Linked DNA regions of Homo sapiens: region 1 is linked to region 2. A link is a contact called in ENCODE Hi-C or POLR2A ChIA-PET data. All regions are on one chromosome and are shown on one strand. The core of a region is the stretch at or near the end of the contact, and the rest is flanking DNA. Distances in the headings are between cores, read along the strand shown.

Region 1 (4,389 bases), core at 242-2,741, 220 kb after region 2:
GACTGCTGGCATGTGCCACTGTGGCTCCAAAAAGAATTTTTAATTTCTAAGTTAACGGACACAGGAAGAGGTAATGCACATGTTAATTGGCTCAATTTAGCCAATCCACAATGTATAGATATTTCAAAACATCATGTTGTATATGATAAATACATACAATTTTTATTTGTTAATTAAAACAAAATTTGAAGGAAAAAAACTACATACAAAAAACTTGATCCAGCAAGGGCAAAGCATCCTGGAAAAGTTCACTCCTAGAGATGAGGAATCTAGAGAGTGGTGGAAGGATTCACAGTGTTGTTATTATTATTGTTAAATGACCTGGAGGCCACACTACGCTCTCGGTGTGTTTACTGATCTATTACTAATTAGACACTACGGACACAGGAAGTGCAGTCTGGTGTAGTGAGAAGAGTACTCAACCAAGCCCTGGTTCAGATCACAGCTGTCACCACAGCTACTGCCTCCCTGTGTACCCCTCCTTAGCTCTAAAATGGAAGGACAGCTGGGTGCAGTGGCTCATGCCTGTAATCCCAGCACTTTGGGAGGCAGACAGGTGGGTCACCTATGGTCAGGAGTTCGAAACCAGCCTAGCCAACATGGTGAAACCCTGTCTCTACTAAAAATACTGAAAATTACAAAAAATTAGCTGGGCGTGGTGGCAGGTGCCTATAACCCCAGCTACTCGGGAAGCTGAGGCAGGAGAATCACTGGGAGGTTGCAGTGAGCCGAGATCGCGCCATTGCACTCCAGCCTGGGCAACAAGGGCAAAACTCTGTCCCAAAAAAATAAATAAATAAAATAAAATAAAGGACAGTAGCACCTGCTTCGCAGGATCGTTGATGAAAGAATTAAACCATACAGCATTTAGCACTGAGCTTGGCATGCAGTAAGGACTCAAAAAATATTAGTCATTACTATCACTGTCCCAATCCCATCTCCCAAGGCACCTATGAGGGCTGAACCAGCCAAAGCCTTTAAGAACCTGGCACTCCAGGGTTGGTACAGAGCAGGCGCTCAACAGCCGCCACTTATCAATGGTAGTGACTTGCTAATAAACTCATCCCTGCTGATCTGTGGCAATTCTAGTAGAATTAAAGGTTACTTTGCTTTGAAAGTTCTTGGGGATTATGCAAATAAATATAATGGAACAACTCTCTATACCAAAAAAAAAAAAAAAAAAGAAAGAGAAAAGCTGTTTTATTAATATTTATGCCATCGTAAGTAATTTTTATCTAGGCATTTAAACAAGTTCCCAAAAGACATCTAACTTTTTTTTTTTTTTTTACAATGACTATTAGGAAATAATTAAAGCAACCTCCTTCTAAAATCTTCCGTAATTCAGGCTTCTTTTATGCAGACACACCAATCCCTAATTAGAACAGAACAATGAGGTTGTACTTCATTCTGAACAGTGATCTTATCTTGAGTAAGTCTTGCCCCTCCTCAGAATCACTGATCTGCTGAAGAGCCAGAGAGCTCGGCCGGCAGCCCCCACCCTCTCCTCCCCAGGAGAAGGAAGCGAGTCACTGCTCAGGGGCCCTCACTCGGTGCAGGACCGGCTGGGTTTGAGATAGAATAGAAGTCGGCCTCCCCAGAGGACTGTACTCTAATTGAGGAAGACAGCCAATGGACACCAAGCCACAAACTTAAATTAACACGTATGTCATATTTTACAGCCAAGTGGAATAAGGCAGTGAACAAAAGTAGGAAAGGCTTCAAATAAGAGGCTCTGAGCAGAAGTTTAGAGGAAAAGGACACTGACAACTCCAAAGAGGCAGGGACAGAAGACAGCAAGACAGGCAGGCAGAGATGGCTGCTCTGCTGTGGGGAACTTCAAGGGAAAAGCTCCAAGATGGCAGGAGCCCCAGGGTAGGTACAAGTTCCATACGGTGGGAAGGGCCTCACTACGGTAGGCAGGCTTGCTCTGTCGCCCAGGCTGGAGTGCAGTGACACAATCTCGGGTTATTAAATTTGGGTTTAATAAACCGAATTGTCTTAAAACCCTCAACACAGCACTTACATTTATACTAGAGCTTAGAATTTGGGTTTTCTTGTTTTCCTGTCATATGCTGTGTTTTGTATGATGAACGATATTTAAGTGGACATTAACAACGACCTTCCCCAAGAAGTCCATTCTTCATATACGACATTCTAGTGGGGTTCTTCCTACTGTATCAGATCCACATACCTACCAAAGTGACGCCCTTCCCACTGTATCGAATTCGTACCTACCGAGGGGCTCCTGCCATCTTGAAGTTTTTCCCTTGAAGCTCCCCACGGCAGAGCAGCCAGCTTTGCCTGCCTGCCTTGCTGTCTTCCGTCCCTGCCTCTTTGGAACTGTCTTTTCTCAGTGTCCTTTCCCTCTGAAGTTCTGCTCAGAGTTTGCCTCTTATTTGAAAGCTAAATTACAGGACAAATATTCTTCATGTCACAGAAGGGTCCATCCAGGGGGACTCTTTTACACGGAAATGTGCTTAGTAAGTTCATTTAACATGGAAACATGATGAACTTCAAAGTTTGAATTAAGGGGAAATAAATCAAGCTATGGTATCAGGTTAAACTAACTGCAATAAAAATTACAGAACCTTAGAAACTGTAATGTGAATCAGAAGGGAAATACTGATTTATCAAAATGCACTTAATACAATATTCAAGAGTGCTACCTGGAAAAGGTAAAATCTACTTTTGCATAATTGATTATAAAATTTTAGCTTTTTTATTCATTCTCAAATGCACTTGATGGCTGTACTCTGTATCAGGTATCAAAAAACATCCTGCTTCGCTGAATGATTACTATTTACCTTCCATTTAAAAAACCCAAGCAAGACAGGGCCAGGCACAGTAGCTCATGCCTGTAATTCCAGTATTTTAGGAAGCCCAGGCAGGAAGATCACCTGAGGTCAGGAGATCAAGACCCGTCTGGCCAACATGGTGAAACCTCATCTCTACTAAAAATACAAAAATTAGCTGAGCGTGGTGGTGGGTGCCTGTAATCCTAGCTACCTAGGAGGGTGACACCGGAGAATTGCTGAACTCGGGAGGCAGAGGCTACCGTGAGCCGAGATCGCGCCACTGCACTCCAGCCTGGGTGACAGAGCAAGATTCTGTCTCAAAACAAAAACAAAAACAAAAAACCCTAGACAGTCCTTATTCAAAGTTCTTTGTCACCTGGGACCCTAAACTGTCCTGGAAATGCAGCCAAGTCTATTTTTATTTGGTGCACTTAGCAGTCACAGGGAAGTGCCATTCCCAGACAGCCAAGACAACGTTAGTTTCCTCAACATGGTTTGCGTGCTGCTTCCCTCAGCCCTGAAGGGTGGGGACAAGGGTGGAATGGAAGGTGCCTGTCATAGCAGCCAGCTGCCACCAGAACACAGTAATGACCCAGCAGCCCCTGCACGTTAGCCCAATCATCTGGGACAGGGGAGCAAAAACGGGTTGTTTACCACCACCACAGCTGAGAGGGGCACCAGACCCCGGAGAGGTGCTACAGTCAGCTGCCTATCCACCCTGCTTACAGGGAGAGGATTCTCCAGCCAAGAACAGTCCTGGAGGAAGAAGAATGTGGGGGCTGAGCTAGGAGCTAGCCTTTGCAGAAGCAGCCCCAGACCCCAGATTCCCAGCCACCTCAGATTCCCCAGCCATATTGTAAGAACAAGCAAACAGACATCCAGAGACCAGGTCCTTTGCCCCAAATGCTGTGAGATGTAGCTGGCAGGCGGCAACAAGAAGTCAAGAAAGGGGGAAAGAGCATATTCCAGACGTGAAAGCAGACTTGGAAGTGCCAGTCCATGTACAACGCGTGGAGGCGTGTGGGCTATTTGAGAGCCACAAACAGAAAATGAATGCCTTAAGTCCAAAAAGTATGCCAGTACCAGGTATGTTGGCTCACACCTATAATCCTGGCACTTTGGGAAGCCGAGGCAGGGGGACTGCTTGGGTCCAGTAGTTCAAGACCAGCCTGGGCAACATAGCGAAACCCGGTCTCTACAAAAAAAAGTACAAAAATTAGCCAGGCATGGTGGCACATGCCCATAGTCCTAGCTGCTCAGGAGGCTGAGGTGGGAGGACTGCTTGAGCCCAGGAGATGGAGGCTACAGTGAGTCAAGATCACGTCACTGCACTCCATCCTGGGTGACAGAGTGAGACCCTGACTCAAAATAATAATAAAAAGGTACACCATAAAATGAGAGAATTCAGAAACAACTGAGAAGCACAACATGATGGAGAATCACAAGCTGAAGAACAACCTTAGTGTTACTCATCATAGACTATGCTGATAAAGAATATCCGTGGCTGGGCATGGTGGTTCACACCTGTAATCCCAGCACTGTGGGAGGCCAAGGCAGGCAGGTCACCTGAGGTCAGGCGTTCGAGGCCAGCCTG
Region 2 (4,839 bases), core at 495-2,994:
CCCAGAACTGTGTTTGGCATCTGTCATCAGTTTTGGAAAATTCTCAGTTCATTATTGTTTCAGATACTTTTTCTGCTCATTTCTGCCTGTCATCATCTTCTGGATTCCCATTATGCATATTTATGCCTTTCTAATTGTCCCACAGTTCTTGGATATTCTGTTCCATCTTGTTCATTCTTTTCTCTCTGAGTTTCAGTTTGGGAAGTTGCTACTGACATTTTTTTTCAAGCTCATTGATTCTTTCCTTTGACTGTATCTAATCGATGAATCCATCAAAGGCATTCTTCACTTTTCTTAGTTTTTTTTGTTTCTAGCATTTCCTTTTGATTCTTTGAGTCTTTATCTCTGCTGAAATTACCCATCTGTTTTAGCATATCATCTACTTTTTCCATTAGAGCCCTTAGCATATTAATCATAGTTGTTTTAAATCAGAGTTGTTAGCTGTGATAATTCTAACATCTCTGCTATTTCTGAGTCTGGGTTTGATGCTTGCTATATCTCTTCAAAGTCTGCTTTTTAATCGTAGTATGCCTTGTAATTTTTTTGTTGAAAACCGGACTTGATGTACTTGTTAAAAGGAACTGAGGAGGCCGGGCATGGTGGCTCACGCCTGTAATCCCAACACTTTGGGAGGCTGAGCGGGGAGGATCGCTTGAGCCCAGGAGTTCAAGACCAGCCTGGGCAACGTAGAGACCCCGTCTCTACTAAAAATAGAAAAACTAACTGGGCATGGTGGCACACGCCCGTAATCCCAGCTACTCAGGAGGCTGAGGCACGAGAATTGCTTGAACCCGGGAGGTGCAGGTTGCAGTGAGCCAAGATCATGCCACAGTACTCCAGCCTGGGCAACAGAGTGAGACTCTGTCTGGGGAAAAAAAGAAAAAAAAACAGGCCAGGCACAGTGGCTCATGCCTGTAATCCCAGCACTTCGGGAGGCCAACGCAGGCTGATCACTTGAGGTCAGGAGTTCGAGACCAGCCTGATCAACATGGCGAAAGCCTGTCTCTACTAAAAATACAAAAGTTAGCTGGGCATGGTGGCAGGCGCCTGTAATCCCAGCTACTTGGGAGGCTGAGGCAGGAGAATCGCTTGAACCCAGGAGGCAGAGGTTGCAGTCAGTAGAGATTGAGCCAGTGCACTCCTGCCTGGGTGACAGAATGAGACTCCATCTCAAAAAAAAAAGAAAAGAAAAGGAAGTAACTGAGGAAAATCAGCCTTTGGTGTGAGTTTTTTAGTTTATCTGGCTAGGCGTTAGGCTCTGTCTGCTGTTTGCTGTAACTATAGGTGTCAGAACTAAAATTTCCTCCTGGGTCTGTTTTTCCTTCCTTGGGTTTCCGTAGAGACTTCTTAAATAAAGTCTGAGATATGCAGGTTTTTCCGTTCTATTCTCTTGTTATTATATAGGAGCCCTATTTATGTGGTGGGAAGGAGGGGAAGTGTCCTAAGTCCTGTGACTAGGTCTCAGTCTTTTTGTGAGCCTGTGCCCCTGGCCTGTGACTTTTACCAGCACTTCTCAGTTTGGGGTTTTTGCCTCCTTAGGTGAAACAGGAAGGGAGAGGGGGCTGGAGTTAGGCCCTTTCTTTCCTGCCTGTGGAAGGCTTAGGGGTGCTTAAGTTGGGTCAACCTTTCCCTTAGGCTGATGAGGATCTTATAAAACCTAATTAAGTTAGGCTCTTGTAAAATAGTTTCCTTTGAGGACAGGCCTTGTTAAGAACAGGAAGCTCTAGACATAGTCCACATGGCTGCTTTCCCCCTCCCCCGCCAGAAGTATGAGAGGATCTTTCTCTGATCTTGACTGTGAGAGTCTGGTAGGGCTCATGGAGGTAAAGTCCACATTGAGTCTCCAGCAGTTCATGAATTGCTGTGTAAATTTTCCTACCCTCGTTTCCACTCCTGGGCTCCTGCTCAGGTAAGCTCCAGTTCACCCTGTTGACATGTCTCCTGTGTCGGGGGCAGTCATTTGCCCTGTAACTTCAGTTCTCTGATGCAGCTAAAAGGGGTTGTTTGCCAGTTCAGTGTTGTTTCTTGTAAGGATGGTAGTGACAACTTCTAAGCTCCTGACATGCCTCACTGAAGAATGAAAGTCCTTTGCCTTCATTTTTTAATGATATTTTTGGTAGATAAAAATAATTCCAGTTGACCAGTTTTTGTGAGTGTGTGTGTGTGTGTGTGTGTGTGTGTGTGTGTGTTTTTCCCAGTACTTTAAAGATGTTACTTCTTTGTCTTTCCGCTTACAGCAGAAGTATCATGTCATTCTTACCTATATTTATCAGTACATAATATGCTTTTTAGCTTAACTGCTTTTAAGACTTTTTAATTTAACACTGGTTTTCTACAACTTGATTATGATGTGTCTTGGTGCAGTCTTCTTCAGGTTTATTTTGTTTGGGTTTTTCTTTTTTTTGAGGCGGAGTCTCGCTCCATTGCCCAGGCTGGAGTACAGTGGCGCAATCTTGGCTCACTGCAAGCTCCGCCTCCAGGGTTCACGCCATTCTCCTGCCTCAGCCTCCCGAGTAGCTGGGACTACAGGCGCCCGCCACCACACTCAGCTAATTTTTTGTATTTTTTAGTAGAGACGGTGTTTCACCGTGTTAGCCAGGATGGTCTTGTTCTCCTGACCTCGTGATCCGCCTGCCTCGGCCTCCCAAAGTGCTGGGATTACAGGCGTGAGCCACCACGCCCGGCCTCTGTTTGGGTTTTATTGACTTTCTTGGATGTGTGAATTGACAGTTTTCATCATATTTGGGAAATTTTGCTTATTTCTTCAAATATTTCTGTCTCCTCTTTGTTTTTCTTCTAGGACTTCCAATTATGTGCACATTAGACAGCTTGATAGTGTCCAATAATTTTTTCTCTCTGCCTTATTTGAGTAGTTTCAATTGCTATGTCTTCAAATTCATGGATCTTTTCTCTTTCAGTGTTTATTTGGTGTTAATCCCATCCAGTGCATCTTTTCATTTCAGGTTTTGTTTTTACTGTCTCTGGAAGTTCCATTTGGATCTTTCTATATCTTCCGTGTTCTCATCATGCTCATGTTTCCCTTTACCTTCTTAAATATATGCCGAACTATTGTCCTTGTCTGCTAGTTCCTTTATCTCTGTCGTTTCTAGGTCAGTTTCTATTGACTGTGTATGGTTATAGGTCATATTTTCCTCTCTTTCTTGCATGTCTGTTATAGCAGTTATCAGTTTATTGCGTCTCAACTCTAAATCCACCCTTCATTGCCACTTGTGATACTGGAACATTTCTCCCTTGCCCCATGCTGGTCTTTGTCAGTGGAAAGCGTTGAGAGGAAAGGGCATTTCTTGGTTCTTTGTGCTTTGCTTACAGCTGTCTGTGACATGAGCTGGTATGTGGGACATATAGGGTGCTCAGGCAGCTTTCAGGCAGGTCCCATAGCACCCCAGCTAGCCGCCTGGCAGCTTTCTGGTGAGTTCAACAGCACCCCCACACCAACCCCCCGGCTTTCCAGCACTCCTCAAGCAGCCTTCCAGCTCACTGTGTTAGCGTCCTCGCACGTGGTTCTTGGCCCTCAGTTCTGTCCTGGGACAGCCCAGTCGACGTCATCATCTAGTGCGTGCTTTTGATCACACCCTCTCCTAGGTCTGAATCCTTCCCTTAGTTACCTCCCTTTACTCTAGGATGTTCTGTGGATTTCTCTTTTGTTCCCTCTTAGTCAACTCCCTGTAAATAGTTAATAATTCTTATGCTAAACTTCCCTTGTTTAAGCTACCATGTGGTTTCTGTCCCCTGGTGGGACCCTGACTGATAGGCCCGGTTATTTTTTAAATTGGATGCTGAATATTGTGAATTTCAAATTGTTGGCCAGGCCCGGTGTGGTGGCTCATGCCTGTAATCCCAGCACTTTGGGAGGCTGAGGCAGGTGGATCATTTGAGCTCAGGAGTTCAAGACCAGCCTGGGCAACATAGTGAGACCCTGTCTCTGCAAAAAATGAAATAAATTATTGGCTGGTGAATTTTGTTGAATTCCTTTGAATAATGTTGGGTTTGGGTCTGGAATGCAGTTAAGTCCCTTGGAAGCAGCGATCCTTTAGAGACTTCTGAACTTTTCAGTGGGTCCAGTGCTGCTTTAGTCTGCAGTTGACTTAGCTCTATTACTAAGGGTGATGGCCTTCTGCGGAGTCTACCCAATACCCCACGAATTAGGAGATCTCTCCACGGTGGCTTGTGGGAACACAAAATATTCCCTGTGTGAACTCTGGGGATTGTTTTGTTTGCTACTTCCTCAGGAGTCTTTCCTGGGCCTTCTCATATAGTTTTTCTCACCCAGGCACAGATCTGTTTTCAGCTAAAGACTCCAGGAGACCCTCTGCAGATCCTGGCTCTGCCTCTGCAGCTGCCTCCTCCCCAGGACTCTGCCCTGCAAATAGCAGCAGCCTTGGCCTCCCTGAGCTCTGAACTCTGTCTTCCCAACTCAGAAAGACTGCAGGTTCCGGCTGAGTTTCCCTGCCTGCGCTGCAGCCTGGAACCCGCCTCCTGGCTGTAATTGGTGCAGTCATAGGATGTGCTCTCTTGTCTCCCTTATCTTGGAATCACTGTCCTGCACTGTTTTCCACCAACTGAAGGCAAAAGTATGTTGTCCAGTTTTCCAGGTGTTCAGGGTTCCCTGTTGCTGCATCCTACATGAGTATATAAACAGAGAACAAACAAAACAGCCTGTCAGGAGTTTGCTGAAGTTTCAGAATAGGTGGTGCTGGGTGAGCTGATGGGCATGAGTAACACTCCCCTTTTCCTTCTTTTAGTGACCACAATATGAATGGGAACAGCAAGATGGCAAAAGCTTGCTGAGTGGTACAGCGCCAGCCTGGGTAGTGGCCT

What was found. Hi-C counts contacts between places; a loop is a spot of excess contacts on that map. ChIA-PET counts read pairs that join two places held with the same protein, here RNA polymerase II (POLR2A). Pooled maps may share reads with other maps.
Region 1: a loop to region 2 is called in a pooled map, with 1.9 times the contacts of the local background. The contact joins two enhancer-like sites. A Hi-C loop is called at or near these places in 6 of 37 single-sample maps with no recorded cell type and 4 of 50 pooled maps. POLR2A ChIA-PET finds 5 or more read pairs at or near these places in 8 of 52 experiments (BJ, OCI-LY7, Panc1 and 5 more).

Annotation. Positions count from the first base shown.
Region 1 is chr16:3,860,488-3,864,876 of GRCh38, forward strand. All of the region lies in intron 1 of CREBBP (CREB binding lysine acetyltransferase), which reads right to left. Among named protein-coding and RNA genes, the nearest start is that of CREBBP, 18 kb to the right of the region's middle. Within about 2 kb of position 1,492, at least 8 of the 41 ENCODE cell types and tissues checked have a DNase peak (open chromatin) inside an H3K27ac peak, as active enhancers do; they include OCI-LY7, where a contact is called at or near this core.
Region 2 is chr16:3,635,952-3,640,790 of GRCh38, forward strand. It overlaps a transcript of DNASE1 not described here. Among named protein-coding and RNA genes, the nearest start is that of DNASE1, 16 kb to the right of the region's middle. RefSeq lists enhancers at 1,659-1,708, 4,601-4,839. Within about 2 kb of position 1,745, at least 9 of the 41 ENCODE cell types and tissues checked have a DNase peak (open chromatin) inside an H3K27ac peak, as active enhancers do; they include OCI-LY7, where a contact is called at or near this core.